Linked DNA regions of Homo sapiens: region 1 is linked to region 2. Evidence: chromatin loops called from intact Hi-C (ENCODE). Cell type or tissue: ascending aorta. All regions are shown on one strand.

Region 1 (8,000 bases), 55 kb after region 2:
GGTCTTACTCTGTTGCCCAGGCTGGTCCCAAACTCCTGGGCTCAAGCCATCCTCCCTTGTTGACCTCAACAAGTGCTGGGATCACAGATGTGAACCCTGACACCTGCCTGCATTTCTCACTGTGACTGATGATACCAGTTACTCTCTGCTAAGCGTGTGACTGTGCCTTTTAGACCCACGCTGAAAACTCTCAGGACTAAACTTTTACTTCAGCAAAGGATTTTGGAAAACAAACCTGTAGCTGCACGGCACTCCTGCTACAGGGCCCCCTCCCAGTGGGCTCATTCAAAACCTCTGAGGTCTGCTCAGCCTTTCTCTGAGGGCTCTGCTGCCCCAAGAGTTCCAGGAGGGAAGCAGCAGAAAGACCTATACCCATTTTACAGAAGGAAAAAGGGAGGCACTTTGCCCAGCCTCCTGTCCAAATTGCTCCTTAAATACAATTTGATGATGATACAGAAAGAGGCTGCTACTCTACCCTGGGGCCAAAACCCAGGATCCTTCCCTTCCAGGGCAGAAAGTCCAATGTCCTCCCCTTTCTTCACCCTTTGGGACTGATTCCTGCCCTCCCCTCCAAAGCCCAAGGCTTTCCCTAGAAAGGAAGAGAGACACCAACATGTATGGAGCCTGACACTTTATTAGCATTATTCTATCTAATTCTCGTAACACCCCAGCTTACGGATGAGGAAACAGAGGCTCAGAGAAGCAAATATTTGCCCCAGGTCACAGAAGCAAGAGGACAAGGTGACCACACTAGGATTCCAGCCAGTGAGCACTGACCCTAAAGCCTAATCTCAATCCTCTGATCGCACTGCCTCCCTAGCCTTTGGGGCTGGAATCTGGAAGGTGTTTGCTACAGGCTAATGCGGGGCTCTGAAGTGTCGGGACGAGGACGCAGCCCAGCAAGCCCTGCCCATACCCATAGGCCTGTGGCCACCATTTTGCACACACAGGCTGTTAGTCTCAGAAGGATGTGGACAAGGGAGTGGGGATGGCTCACAGCAGCCCCCTGCCACCACCACAGATCCTCACGGGGTTAGAAAAGAGTTCAGGTTCCCCAATACCACCTGGGTTCCACTCAGCAGCTATGAGACCTTGGATGAGTTAATCCTATCTCTGGGCCTCAGTTTACTCATCTGCAAAATGGGGATTAAAAAGTACCCACTTCAGGCCAGTCATGGTGGCTCATGCCTGTAATCCCAGCACTTTGGGAGGCCGGGGCAGGCAGATCACTTGAGGTCAGGAGTTCGAAACCAGCCTGGCCAACATGGTGAAACCCCATCTCTACTAAAAATACAAAAAATTAGCCAGCCGTGGTGGCACATGCCTGTAGTCCCAGCTACTCGAGAAGCTGAAGCAGGAGAATCACTTGAACCTGGGAGGTGGATGTTGCAGTGAGCCAAGATCACACCACTGCCACTCCAGCCTAGGCGACAGAGCAAGACTGTCTCAAAAATAAATAAATAAATAAACAATAACCATTCTCATCTTTAAAAAGAGAACTAATACAAAAGCATGGCATGTCAGAACCAGAAAGTAGCTCCAAGAGGGCAGTGTTGCTCTTGCTTTACAGATGTGGAAACTGAGTCCAAAGGAGGAGGGCACTGCCCACAGCACGGTGACTCTCCAGGCGGTGACACCGAAGGCCACGTTTAGAGGATAGGATTTGGTGCCGGGATGATTCAGGTTCAAATCCCAGCTCTGCCACTTGCCACAGCAGCAGTGAATTCCTTTCTCACTGGGGCGGTGGGAGTAAGACCAGCACCTGCTTCCTGAGCGTCCTGTGCTGATGAAATGAGGACCCAGCAGTGGGTGTGATGAATTCTACGCTCCATGCCCTGCACGGAGTAAGCTCTGGGTAGACAGGGGCCTCTGTTACCATGGGGACCCTATCCAGGCTATGCTTGGGTGGTGGGGTTATAGGAGATTGTTTTCTCTTGGAGGTCACCTTTTTAACAATGACCACCAAACCCAAGGAACAGGCGGACACTGAACAGTTCCCCTTCCTGCTACTGCGTGGAATGGCTGAGGAGGAGGCAGTGCTCAGACAAGGGAGGAAGAGGGGAGGCCCCAGCTCCCGGCTATGGGGTGTGCCCACCAGAGGCCCGGAGCAGGTTAGGCTCAGCGACGGGACCACCCAGAGCAGCCCGGCATTGGCACCTCCCTCTGCCCTCAGCTGCCCAGCTCATCACAGCAGGTGTCTTCCTGGCTTGGCTAATTTAGTCAGTGCTTATTAGTTCCCCTCCCACTAGGGTTCAAAGTCCATCTGCCCAGAGGCCCCACTAGGAAACCCTCCTCCTGCCTGCCCCTGTCCCACCCCGGGCCCCCCAAGACCATCTCCCACCCCTCACACATCAAGCTGCCCCATCCCTCTTCCACCTGAATGAGGCCTGGAGGAAGAAAACACTTGGGGGCCCTGAAAGTCTGGAAGGCTGCGCAAGTCGTGCCTTGAGGACAGGAAAGGCCGGCCTCTTTCTCTAACAAGGTCCAGGCAGAAGCGGGGGAAGCAGCAGCTGGACTGCTGGGATGAGCTGGGCAGCGGCCACCCAGCCCTGCCCAGAGAGAAGCAAGGAATCGGTTCTGGCCCAAGCACGCTTGTCAAGCTCTGGCCTCAGAGGCCCTCTGCAGGGCCCACCTCCTGAAGCAGAAAGAAGGTGGGGAATGGGGGGAAAGACCAGGTGCTTGGGCTGGTCAGGACCAGAACTCCTCCACGTACCTGTGTTCTCTGAGAGGTCTCTCTGGCTTTCAACTCTCATTAGACACACGCTAGGCCAACCCACCTGCCACCTCCGCTGCCACAGAGACACTCCGCAAACACACCTGTCACATCACCTTATTGCTTCAAACCCTTCCCCATCACTGTCAGAATGGAGCCTGGGTCCTAAGCAAGGCCCTCCAAGATTCGCCCCCTCCACCGACCTCTCGGATCTCATCGGCTCCGGGCCTGGCCTGGAACTCTGCTCTGGCTCTCACGAATGGCTTTCAGCCCCATGACCATGCCACCTGACCTGTTTGACATCTCCAGGCCTTTGCTTAAGCTGTCTGTTCCCTCCACATGGAATTCTCTCTCACAACCAGCAAGCAAATTCCTGTTCAGTCATCAAAACCAGACCCCATTTCTCCTCTGCAAAGCTTCCTTAGACCCATTTCACACAGTGGTTTCCAGTTGTGAAGCTTTTTAAAAATATTTATGTCCCAGGCCCACACCCAGAGATTCTGATTCAGTGGCTCAGAGGTGCAGCTGATAGGGGGCCAACAGGCTGTTTTCAAAGAGCATGGGTGGTGCTGGGACAGGTACATGCCTGCAGACACAGCCCCATTATAACTGTTGCCCTCCCCAAGAGCCTGTGACCTCTCTGGGGGCACTGGGCTTCTTTCCATCTCAGCATGGGTAGCACTGGGTCTGGCCCGGGGTACACACTAGACAACAGCTGAGACCTTCCCCTGCTTGGGACCCACCCAGCATGGAACCAAAGGGCACAGACCAGGAACCCATGAGGCTGGGACATCCCTGGACCTGGGGAGCTGCTTGTGTGGGGCTTCGGCCCAGAGGAGGGGAGAACAGATGGAAGGTGAGGTACAAGCCCTCCTGGTGTCCTCTGCCTGTCCTGAAAGCCCGGGGCCCGGAAGGAAGAGAAGGGGATGCAAACCACACAATGGAGCTGGAACAGGAAGTGGGGCGGGGTCTCCTGACAGAGAAGAGGGCCCACGGCTCCCCCACGCAGGGCAGCAAGATGCCCACAGCTCTTCTCAGCGCAAAGGGCCACCTGGTGGAGAGTCCGGGATGGGGAGAGAGGAGCTGCCTTCAAGAAAACACAGGCAGAGCTATAGCAGGAGGGGCGCAGGCAGAAGAGAAGGATGAGGTGTGTGGACAGGAACCCGGCCTTGGTATGAAGCCAGCCCAGACAACACTCATCCTCTGCTCTCCAGCAGCCCCACTCCGAAGCAGGCAGCCCTCTGCGCCTCCTGTGCTTACCTGTCAGGTGCAGGTGTAAATAAGATGACATTGGACAACACTGGTAGGTTTGTAATGAATGTCAGTTTCCTTCCCACGGTTCCTGCCAGTCCCTGAGGACCAACAGCATTTTCTCATTTTACAGACTGCTAAACTAAGTCCAAGACAAACGTATTCCACCGGAACACCAGGCCTGAGATCACAAAATTTGAAATGACAATAGCTGACACCTCCGAGCACTGTCTGCACCGGGCCCCATACTGAACATTTTAGTTTGCATCTCATTTGATTCCCATAGCAGATGAGGAAAATGAGGCTGACAGAGACTGAGGGGCATCCCCAAGGCCACACAGCTACGGAGCCCCTGGGAGCAAGAGGGCAGGACCCTCAGCCTGGTCCCAGGCCCAGGGTGGAAGGGGGAGTAGGGGAGTGGGTGGGTCAGGGAGCGTCCTCCCAGACCCTCCTCAACCCTGCAGGTGCCAGAGCTGCAGAATCTGGCAAGGGACCACACACCCCAGCTCCTCCCTCACCGACCTGATGGACACTCAAAGGGCTTCCCGAGGTGGGGGCGGCTCCAACTTCCTTTCCTCTTCACCAGGGAGGGGGAGGGGAGCTCTGAGAAGGGGGCCTGCCTCACTGGGGCAGGGGCCAAGTTTGGTCAATGGCTGGAGCCTCAGACAATGGAGACTCTGTCCTGAGCCCAGAGTCGGTGGCACCCACCCTCCCGCACTGACCTCCTAGGGAGCCCCTGGTGAGGATCTGCAGGCAGGAAGAGTGGGGAGCACTGGGGAGGGGGCCCTGGGAGTAGGTCTCTGTGGGAAGGAGCCGACCCTGAGGCCAGGCCAGAGGGGACCCCTGGGGGCTGTTGCCTGGGAAACCAGAGCCAGCCTGGAGAAGTGGCTGGACAGCGTGGGAGGGGGGCGGCCCCAGACTCTATCTCCAGCCCCCCTCCTCTACCTCCTCCTCCTGCTCTTCCTCCTTCCCTCCCAGCCCCCAGACACATTAACCCCTTTGTCCCCGGCGATCCAGCCCAGCAGAAGGAGTGAAGAAGCTGAAGTGCCGGAGGAAGCCACCTGCCATCAGCTGAACTGACCCCCCTCTTCTCCAGAGAACCCCAGACCCTCAGCCCCACATCAGGGGTGTCCCTGTGATGGGGCACCGTGGCTCCCACCTGGAAGCCAGAGAGGGGACAGCAGCTGGCATGACACATACTGTGTGCCATCAACTCGCCCATCAGAGCCTCAGCTTCCCCACCTACAACAGGGATGCCCGCCTCCCAGCTGCTGGGCGTCCTCGCTGCTGGGCCCTCGCCACTTAGCATGAGAGTGTGTTTAGGCTGCAGGCAGCCTGAGAGGTGGGTTTCCTCACCTCCTTTTTAGACACAGGGAAGCTGAGGCTCAGATGGGAAGGGACCTACCCAAAGCCCCCCAGGAGGATGAGGCAGGCAGGGAAAGGGAGGTCCATGTGCGTCCCTGCAACCCAGCAGGTGTACAGACGGAAGAATGGCAGGAAAGAGCTGGAGCTCACGGAGGGGCACTGCCAAGGGAAACAGTAGGATTTGGGGGCACACACAGGGGTGTCTACCACTCCCCAGGCATCAGGGTGGAGCCAAAGGGAGGGGCAGCGTTGCTCCTGCTACACCTCAGGGCTGAACTAAAGCCTCCAGGGGGCCAAGCTGAGGTACAACCTTTGGGGAATCTGTGACCCCAGTTCACCCTCCTCACCTCCAGGGGTCAGGCTCACCTCCTCCACCTTTCACAAAGTAAGCCACTCATCCTTCCCCACTCAGCCAACTTCTCACTGCGCACCTACTGCCTGCCAGGCCCCAGCTTGGCACTGGGGACAAAGAAACAAAAGAGAGTTCCGGGTTCCTGTCCTCAGGCAGCAGCCACAGGAGGCCAGCGGGTACATACCCAAGGCAGGGGAGGGCACAGTGCCCCACTTCCAGATCAGAGCCAGGGCAGGGGCTAGGGGATCAGGCGTGTTCTGATCCTGGCTCCACCACTGGCTTAGGCTTCTTAGACTCACTTAGCTTTGTAAGTAAAAGGGGGGAGTGTGCAAGGAGGTGAGGCTCTCTCCAGTTCAGATGAGGAAGAAGTAAGGTAATAAACTTGGCCCAGCCCTGGGCAGGAACTCACCTAAAGCACAACAGAGGGACAGCAGGAAGGGGCCCGCACCACGCTCTCCATCGGTCACAGGTGGGAGCTAACCCACAGCTAAACTCTCCATGCCTGCAGAGTTTTCTACCCTGATATTCCCACAAGGCCCCATGGAGCAGGGGGCTGAGGAGGGCGTCCCGGGCTCCCAAAATGGACCCAGTACAAGGCGTTCTCCTCTGCCGGTGCCCTGGTGGTCTCTCCCAGGCCGCACCCTCCCACATCGGGTGGACTGACCCCCGCAAGCAAAGAATTCGGGCTGGGTCAGGGAGATGGTTGCGCACAGCTGGATCTCAGAATTGCTGCCCATCCATGGCCCCTGCCTTTCTGAGCGGAATTACCTGCAGGGGTCCCCTGCCCATCCCATCACTGGTCCACAGGTCTGCAGATGGGCAACTGGAGGAGCCCCCCCAAACTGGCCTCTGAGCTGATGCCAGAAATGAGATGGGGTAAGGAGGGAAGGGAGGAGTCTTTTGCATGGTACAAGGACGTCTTTCTAGGGTAGAAGCCGAGGCCACCAAGAGACGCAGCTCCTCTCTACTGGATCCTTCCCAGCAAATAGAAATATGTGGCCAGACATGGTGGTTCATGCCTATAATCCCAGCACTTTGGGAGGCCAAGGCTGGTGGATCACTTGAGCTCAGAGGTCCAAGACCAGCCTGGTCAAGGTGGTGAAACCCTATCTCTACTAAAAATACAAAAATTAGCCGGGAGTGGTGACGGGCACCTGTAATCCCAGTTACTCGGGAGGCTGAGGCAGGAGAATCACTTGAACCCAGGAGGCAGAGGTTGCAGTGAGCCAAGATCGCACTACTGCACTCCAGCTGGGGTGACAGAACAAGACTCCATCTCAAAAAAGTCATAATAAATAAATGAATAAATACGCTGCATTACTGCTCATCTGATCCCATACCCTCTCCACCCACTACCCCATTTCTCTGCTCCCCTTTACAAGACTTCCCCGAGGAGTGCCCATGCTCCGTCTCCTGTCCCTGTCTCCTATTCTGTGCTGAGCTACCTATTCCCAACCAAGTGTGTGCCCACCGCTTTGCCAGCCAGCTCACGAGGTCACCTGCGGCCTCCACTACACCGGTTCTGATGGACCAGGATGGGGAGAGAGGAGCATCTCGGTCCCCATTCTGCCTGACCTGCCAGCTGCTCCCTTCTTTCACGTCTCGCTCCAGCTCCCCTTCCTCCGCTCCTCCTTCCTCCCTCCAGGTTGGCAGTTCCCAGGTTCAGGCTACACCGCGGCTCCTCCCTGGGCCACCTGGGTCACCTGGCTCACTTCGTGGGTCCTAAGCCATGGCCATAGTGATGCCTCCAGCCTGTCCTGCCCTTGAACTCCAGGCTCTGCCCCTCTGCCTGCTCTGTGTCTTCACTCAGTGATTGATCGGGCATCTCAGCCTTAACGTGCCCATACCCACCTCCTGATCACCATGCTGCCAGAACAAAGAACCCTGCTCCTCCCAGTCTTCCCATCCCGCTTGCTAGCACCATCCCACCAGCTGCTAAGGCCAAAACCTTGGAGTCATCCTTGACACCTCTGTCTCACACCCAGGGCCCACCCTTCAGCAAACCTGCTGGCTCTACCTTCAACATACGCCCAGAATCCGAGCGCATCTCACCCCCTCCACAGTACCACCATGGCCCAAACCACCATCATCTCTCACCTGGGCTATTCAAAACGCCTCCTGACCAGTCCCTCTGCTCTCACCTCTACCCCTGCCCTGACATGTTGTTCTCAGCACAGCGGCCAAGTTCATCCTCCGCTCAGAGCCTGGAATGTTTTCTCACCTCATTTAAGGAAGACCCAAGCCCTCATCTTGATCTCTGAGGCCCCACGTGTCAGAGCCCCCACAACCCCCCCGACTTCATGTCCTACCTCTCTCCAC
Region 2 (8,000 bases):
CGGGAGGCTGAGGCAGAAGAATCACTTAAACCCAGGAGGCAGAGGTTGCAGTGAACCGAGATCATGCCATTGCACTCCAGCCTGGGAGACAGAGCAAGATTCCATCTCAAAAAATAATAAAATAAAATAAAGTCTTGTCAAATATTGAGAGCAGAGGTTCTCCTAAGAGCCTGGCTAGAAAAACCACAGCTGAAGTTCTCAGGGAGTATTTGATACAGGGTCCCCTGCAGGACCAAGCAGGGGATGCGAGCAGGTGAGCTGGGCAAAGCAGAAAGGCTGGAGAATGGCAGGGCCCAAGCCCCAGTGCCAGGCCCACGTGGCCTCAGGCAGCCAGGCCCCAGAATGTCAGATCTCTCCTATGTCTCACCCATGGTGTGGGCTCCCTGTGTTAGTAAAACATAAGATACCCAGGAGCCTAAAGCAACTGATGGGCCACATCTTCAGGCTCTGGCCTAAAGCCTCACCCTCACCCCACACCAGGGCTCCGGCTCCCAGGCACAGCCCAGCAGCCGGGCTTTGGGCATTTCCACAATCCCCGGCCCAGAACCAGCAAACCAGGCTCCTCTGGGCCGATGATGATGCTCCGGTCTGTGGGGGAAAGGCAAAGGCTCACACTGAGAAATTCTGCAATCTGGCCAGAGCAAAACAGATTTGAGTTAAAGCCGCAGGGATCTGGGGTAGACACAAGGAAGAATCTCTTGAATTTCAATGTGGACAAAACCACTGTTTAGTCACCAACTGCAGAGTTCCAAAACAAACAACTCTGTACCATGGACAGCTGTGTGCCCGAGGCTGAGGGCTGCCCCCGATGACTGCTCCAGGTACTTCCCAGCGTTGGGGACCAGTGGCAGAGCAGGGCAAGAGGGATGGGAGAGGAATATTGGAAGCCTAAACCAAGCTCACATGGGGTCCCACTGTAGTGCGGCCGGCCAAGAGACTGGAGTAGGGCGGGATGGGGTCTCCAGGGAGGGGTGATTGCCCCCTCCAACCCAGGCCCACTTACTTGAAGTTGATGTTGGCACAGACAAGCATGTCGTTGAGCAGGAAGACCCGACGCTCCTTGGACTTAATTAGCTGCCCGCGGTCACCGTACACGGTCTCCGTCAACGTCTCACACAGGAGCAGCTGCCGCTGGCCTGAGGTCAACAGCTGGAGGAGGGGCAGGGAAGGTCAGCATCAGCATCGCGGCCCGGCGGCTTTACCGCGCCGGAGACCCAGAATCCTCCCATGGTGCAGAAAGGGAGACTGAGGCTGGGAGAGGTGGAGGAGATGAAGCCACTCCCTCCATCCCTGGGTGACAAGATGCACTGGGGAGGAAGACCAGAGGACCACACATCGGGGCCTCCTCTCGGAGGCCATGGGGAGACTGAGCATTCACCAGCACCCGTGTGGGCCCAGCAGCCAGTGCCCCCTTCTCAGGTGAGCCAGCCATTGCCAGCCCCTCTCTGTAGGGATTCTGCCTGATTGCCACTGCCAAGGACACAGCTCTGGAGTTACAGAGGTGGCTCTGCCCCCATCCCCACTCCTGCTGTGAAGCCCTTGGGCAGGTCACTTCACATGTCCAAGCCTTAGTTTACTCAGCTACCAAGTGGGGGCAGATACCTCTACTGCTCAGATCACACAAGGTAATGAACATGTGACCGGGTCTGGCTACATGACTCTTGCGGTCCAGTGCAAAACGAAAACACAGGCTCTTGTTCAAAGTGACTATGAATTTCAAGATGACCATGGCAGAACATGAAAGCAAGCATGGGGCCCTTCTGGGCACCAGCCATGTATGATGGCACAGGTCATGTGTGATGGCACAGGTCACGTGTGATGACACGGGTCACGTGTGATGACACAGGTCATGGCCTGAGAGGCCGGCCCTGTATGTGTGCTCCATAGACAACTACTGTCTGTGATGGTCTTCACAGTGGAGCAGGCGTGGCCTTGTGCAGGGGACCCCATCCTGCACCCCAACCTGTTGAAAGCCTTGGCCTGTCTCGCCTCTTAGGTGGCCTCATGACAGAGTTGGAACAGACCTGCCAGTCAATAACACCACCCTCTGAGGACAAAGACTTTCACACCCCAGGCATCCAAGCAGGCATTTGCCAACCTCAGGCTGGATGTCAAGACCCCCCCTGCTAGTGTCAGGGCCACCAACCCATCCAGGGACACCCTGGGAAAACGTCTTTTTTCTAAAGGGGATTTTTTTCTGGGAGGGAGGGAGGATATTCAGCAAAATTCATTCCCAAAACCCGTGACTCTGACGACAACCATTACTCTCCCCTTCCTTCCCCATCCTGTCTGGGAAAAGGACAGATCACCCCGAGCCTCCCCGGGACATAAAAGGACAGATCACCCTGAGCCTCCCCAAAGAGAAAAAGACAGATCACCCCCAGGCAACCCCAGGACAGAAAAGGACAGATCACTCTGAGCCTCCCCAGAGAGAAAAAGATAGATCACCCCCGGGCATCCCCAGGACAGAAAAGGACAGATCACCCCGAGCATCCCCAGGAGAGAAAAGGACAGAACACCCTGAGCCTCCCCAGAGAGAAAAACACAGATCACCCCCAGGCATCCCCAGGAGAGAAAAGGACAGATCACCCCGAGCCTCCTCGGGAGAGAATGCTGTTGTTCTCCAAAGCATCATCTCTCTCAAGTCGGCACACAACCAAAAGTCCCAGTGGGACCAAATGCCCAGGGTGTGCCAGGCACTGAGGATGGCTCTTAATATTCCACATCTCATTGAATCAGCTCAGCGGTCCTTGAGGCCATCCCCATTGCCCAGGTGAGGAAACTGAGATTCCAGGGGTAAAGTGACTCGCTGAGACCCACCCACTGTTGATTGACAGCACAGGACAGAGCCAGGCCACGTTCACCATTCCCTGCATTGAGCAGCTAGTGCACAGTGTGACAGGAGCCAGGGGAGGCCCCACCGCTCCTAACATGCAGGAGGACTTGGGGTCCCCCACAGCTGCTAAGGCCAGGCTCCGCCTCACTATTTCCACAAGGAAACCAAACGCCAACTCAAGAGACCACTACTCGGACCTTGAAGACAGCAGGGCCCCCCGCCCCAAGGGCTGCCAAATGTGCCATGACCCAAAACTTGGAAGAGGAAAGTCCCGTGGGCTCTGGCAGTCAGCGCTGCCCCCTTGGCAGATGAAAACCAACAAAAAGAAAAAGAAAACCAGGATATTGCACAAACGGCCCTCTGGAGGCTCCTGCCTAGGCTATTTTGAAACAGCTGGCATGGTTCCGTTTCGGGTTACACCCAGTTTCGTTTCTGCTTCTCCCTGGGTGATGGTGATAGGGACATCACTAAACAGGTCACAGAACTGGCCAGGACTGTCCAGGGAGGGCCCTGGAGGGGGAAGCCCAGGGTGCGGCCTCCACCACACTCTTCCTAACATCTCACATGGTCCAACCTACCCTCACCCAGCAAATGGAGACATGGAAGCTTAGAGCCTCTAGTCCTTTGCCCAGCATCAAAGAGGTCTCCCTTACCTCCAGCCAGGGCCCACCTCACAGAGCAGGAGAGGGCAGAACGGCTCTTCCCAACCACTACGGAATTTATTTCCTCCTCCCAAGAGGCCTCTCCCCACTGTGGCTGCACAGGTGTATGAGGCAAAGCAAGAGAAAGCCTCTTGGTCACCGAAGAGGGAGCCGAAGGTGGGGAGAGGAGAAGATTCCTGAGCGCAAAGGCCAGCACGGGTGGTCATGGCGGGGCTGAAGGCTTTTTCTCCCGAGACATTCCAAACTCGAGGCTTGTGTGGGGGATGGCTGAGTTAGTCCTGCCTGGAACCAGGGGGTGGAGAGTGACCCTGCCCCTCATGCCCAACCTGAGCCACGTGGATGGGGACATCCCCAGGAGAGGGCGCTGTCCCCTCCCCATCTCGTCTTCCCCAGCCCAATCCTCCTGGAGCAGGTAAAATAAACTCAGATGCCTTAGGGGCTTGCAGGTAACATCAGTGGGAAAGGTGGGTAGGAACCAAGGGGAAGTGGGCAGCTGCCACTCGGGGGCTGGTGCCACGTGGGAAGGTGGGTCGGTGAGCCAGCTCTTCCTACCCTCCCAGGAGACCCACAAGTCTGAATTTTATAGGATCTCTCTCAATTTTTAAATGTTGGCAACTACTGCCATGTTCTTAAAACTACTGTGTGGGCCGGGCACCGTGGCTCATGCCTGTGATCCCAACACTTTGGGAGGCTGAGGCAGGAGGATCACTTGATCCCAGGAGTTTGAGACCAGCCTGGGCATCATAGTGAGACCCCATCTCTACAAAAAAAAAAAAAAAATTAATTAGCTGGGTGTGGTAGCTCGTGCTTGTAGTCCCAGCTACTCAAGAGGCTGAGGCAGGAGGCTCACTTGAGCCCAGGAGCTCAAGGCTGCAGTGAGCCGTTATTGTACCACTGTACTCCAGCCTGGGCAACAGCATGAGGCCCTGTCTCAAAATAAAATTAAATTAAATAGAATAAAATACTGTGTGGGCCACAACACAACCTGCAACCTGAATTTGGCCTGAAGCAACAGAGTCCTAAGATGTGGGTTGCCTGAAGCTTGGCACTGCAGGGGACCCTACAGGAGGCCTTGTCCCTGCCCCACTTCACAGGCATGGGGTGGAAAGCAAAGATGCTGATGCAGGTTAGACAGCATTCTATACTGTAAAGTGCAGCACACATGGAAAGGGCCACTCTCCCTCTGGGTACTCCTTCCTGGACTCTTAGAAAGGTCTACCCCGTGCTGCTGAAACCTCCCTCCTGGGAACAGCCAGCCATAGGCCTTAGTTCTGCTTCTAGGACCCCACAGAGCCAAGAGGCTCCCAGTTTATTCCCCAGAAAATTTGAACCTCTCCCTATGACCTCACACAGTATCCGTTCTCCAAAGAACAGTCCTGCAATGTGCCCAGGGCCTGGGCACCCCAGCCTAAACTATCCCAGCCCTCCCCTACCCTCCAGTAGGTGAACAGGGGGGCTGGGGTGTGGGACCTCCCAGAGACCCCAGCACAGAGCCAGGCAGTTCATGTCATGTGCTGAGAGGGAAGAAGAGGGACTCCAGTGACCAACAGGTGACTCTGTGAGGTGACCTTGTGCTTTAAAAACAGGCTCCTCTACAGACTCATTTGCAAGTCTTTTGGTTTTGTTTGGTTTTTTTCCTTTAGAGACAGAGTCTCCCTCTGTCACCCAGGCTGGAGTACAGTGGCACAATCTCGGTTCACTGCAACCTCTGCCTCCTGAATTCAAGTGATTCTCCTTCCTCAGCCTTCCGGGATTACAGGCGTGTGCCACCATGCCTGGCTAATTTTTATATTTTTAGTAGAGACAAGGTTTCACCATGTTGGCCAGGCTGGTCTCGAACTCCTGACCTCAGGTGATCTGCCTGCCTCAGCCTCCCAAAGTGCTGGGACTACAGGCGTGAGCTACCACGCCCAGCCCAATTTTCTTTTTTTTTTTTTAATAGCATGTTCCTAAGCGGCAACCCCAAAACATGGCATGGACTTTTCATCTTTCTTCTTGTGTTAAGGACAATCACGAAGCCACTTTGCCAGCTCCCTCTTTTGCGGCAGCAGCCCTAGGGCTCCGGTGCTATTAAATGCTCCTCATTTCAAAGGGAGCAAGTGAGGTTCAGAGAGGGTGGGTGATTCCCTTGAGGGCACACAGCAAGCACCTATGGCAAAATCTGGATCTAAACCCAGATTCTGACTCTCCAGAGCCTGTTCATTTAACTAGGCTTTGATTTCTGGAGACTTTACTGGAAATCACACTGATGCACAAAATGAACTTTTATCTTAAAATAACATGAACAGGAATGAACGTGGGGGTCCCGCTGAGGATCCAATCCCCAAGGTCACATCCTTGGAAGAGCAAGGCCTCCCCTCCCTCAGAGAACACTGCCACCTAGTGTGGGTGGCGTGGGGCAGGGGCACGGGCAGGAGCACAGGTGAGGGCAGGCAGGTGAGGGCAGGCAGGTGGGAGGCCCAGCTCACCTTGTTGAGGCTGCTGCGGTCACTGACGCTCTTGGTCAGCTGCTGGATCTCAGCCACCTGGTCAGCCAGCCGCTTCTGCTCGTTCAGCTTCTCAGCCAGCGTCTCCAGCTCTGTGAGGGCCAGCTGCAGCGACAGCCTGTCCGGATGGCCCCTGGGGGTGTTCTTCAGCATGTCCTGCCAGGTCAGAGCAGAGACTGAGCAGCCCACCCATGACCAACTCTACCCCAGCCTGGGGCAAAGCCTCACCCTGCGCAACCCCCTACACACACTGGGTCTGCAAAGGGCCCGGCCTGAGGCCAGGACAGATGGCACCAGATGCAGAACAAGACCTCAAGAAACAGCTAATGCATGAAAAAGAAAACAAAAGCATGGATCTTTCTAGGAATAGACCCACATGAACTGAAAGCGGGGTCTCAAACAGATATTTGTCCAGCCATGTTCATAGCAGCATTAGCCACAGTCGCCAAAATGTGGAGGCAAAAATGTCCGTCGACAGACTAACGCGTAAACAAAATGTGGTCTCTCCATACAATGGCGTATTATTCAGCCTTGAAAAGGAAGGAAATTCAGACACATGCTAGGACACGATGAATCTTGAAGACCTCATGTTAAGGAAAACAAGCCAGTCACGAAAAGAAAAACATTGTATGATTCCACGTATACGTGTTTTCCTAGAGCAGTCAGAGTCATAGAGACACAGGGTAGAATGGTGGTTGCCGGAGGCTGTGGGGAGGGAGAATCGGGAGTTGTTGAATGGGCAGAGTTTCGGTTCAGGATGATGAGAAAGTTCTGGGATGGGTGGTGGTGATGGTTGCAGAACAATGTGAATGCACTTAGAAATGGTTATGATGGTAAATAAATAAACTTATAGATCAATCACTGATCAATTGATAAATGGTATGGTTACATAAGAGCCCACTCCCACAGGCCAGCAGCACTGAGAGTGGATAGCAATGTGCCACCGGACCCCTCAGCCTGGTAGCCACCCTCTCAGCTCCCTGATGAGGGCCAGCCCCTGCCCAAGGACCCTCAGTGGTTGGGACAGTGTCCCAAGCTCTCCAGGACCCTGTGTGGGGCTAATGTCCCTTAGGAATCCCCTGTTCTGAAGCTCGAATCTGAAATGGCCAAGCTCAGCATGTTTACTGAGCATCTCCTCCATGCCAGGAGCCCTGCGGGTCCCGGGATTCCCTGTGCCTTCACTCCCTTCCTGCAACCCAGACTCAGGCCACCAGCAGTCCCTCAGCGTCCCCCACAGAGGGGCGTGCAAACTGAGCTGTCAGTTACAATCAATTTCACTCTAGAAGTGGAGAAAGATGAGGCCAGAGTCCCACAGCAGGTTGGGTGGGTTATGGATCACGGACAAGAGCCCAGACCTCCTCCCTCCTACCCCAGGAGGCACCTCCCAGCCCACAGGCAAACCCTGTGGGTTGAAGCTGCTGGAATCCTGAGCAGTACCTGAAGCAGGAGTATGAACTGTGGGAACCTCTGGATGGGCTTGACCATCAGCCCGTAGAGGGTGACACGGTCTGGGCTGCACACCTGCCGTCGCTGGTGGAGACAAGGTTCCGTCATTCGCTGACCCCCTGCAGAGAGGGCCCAGTGCCCCAGAGTCCAGACACTGTCCCCATTCTGGGCTCCTCTCCCCAGGCCCTAAGACCCTGCCTATCCCTGGGCTTGCAAGAAGAGCTGAGAGAGGTCCGTGGTTCTGCAGCCAGGGATCCCTCTCCCACCAGTGCCCCTGCATGGCCGCGCACCCTCAGGAGACTAAAGCAGTCATCTTAAGGTCTCTGAACTAAAGGCATAACTGGGAAACTCAGCAATTTATTCAAGATGTCAGACTTCTAGAAGTGGCCAAGGCAACCATTCCCTCCACTTAAACTAAATGCAGACAGATTTGGGCTAGGGTAAGGGGCGGGGCACAGGGGGACCTTCTGTCCTGTCTCTTGCATCCATCCCCCACTCCATCCACACACCTGTTACCTGGTCCTGGCCCCCATATGCTGCAATCCCACAGTTTCTCCACCTGCCTCCACT

What was found. A loop is a pair of places that touch in the nucleus more often than their neighbours do. Peaks named below come from ENCODE experiments on the same cell type or tissue, not always from the same donor. Only the 100,000 strongest peaks of a DNase experiment are listed, where the experiment ranks them.
Region 1: a loop joins it to region 2, with 2.0 times the contacts of the local background. A loop is called at or near these places in 3 of 110 quality-filtered maps.

What each region holds. Positions count from the first base shown.
Region 1 is chr1:17,570,512-17,578,511 of GRCh38, reverse strand. All of the region lies in intron 1 of ARHGEF10L (Rho guanine nucleotide exchange factor 10 like), which reads right to left. Among named protein-coding and RNA genes, the nearest start is that of ARHGEF10L, 35 kb to the right of the region's middle. RefSeq lists an enhancer at 7,474-7,990. In ascending aorta, a CTCF peak has its summit at 3,769 (motif pointing left); no DNase peak of the experiment used is centred here; H3K4me3 peaks cover 942 bases; H3K27ac peaks cover 8,000 bases.
Region 2 is chr1:17,625,470-17,633,469 of GRCh38, reverse strand. ARHGEF10L (Rho guanine nucleotide exchange factor 10 like) reads right to left here. Exons shown (of 29, transcript NM_018125.4): 14 at 7,422-7,514; 15 at 5,967-6,140; 16 at 1,004-1,149. Among named protein-coding and RNA genes, the nearest start is that of LINC02810, 88 kb to the left of the region's middle. RefSeq lists enhancers at 2,675-3,326, 3,327-3,980. In ascending aorta, a CTCF peak has its summit at 3,819 (motif pointing right); DNase peaks (open chromatin) are centred at 819 and 3,259; H3K4me3 peaks cover 1,405 bases; H3K27ac peaks cover 8,000 bases.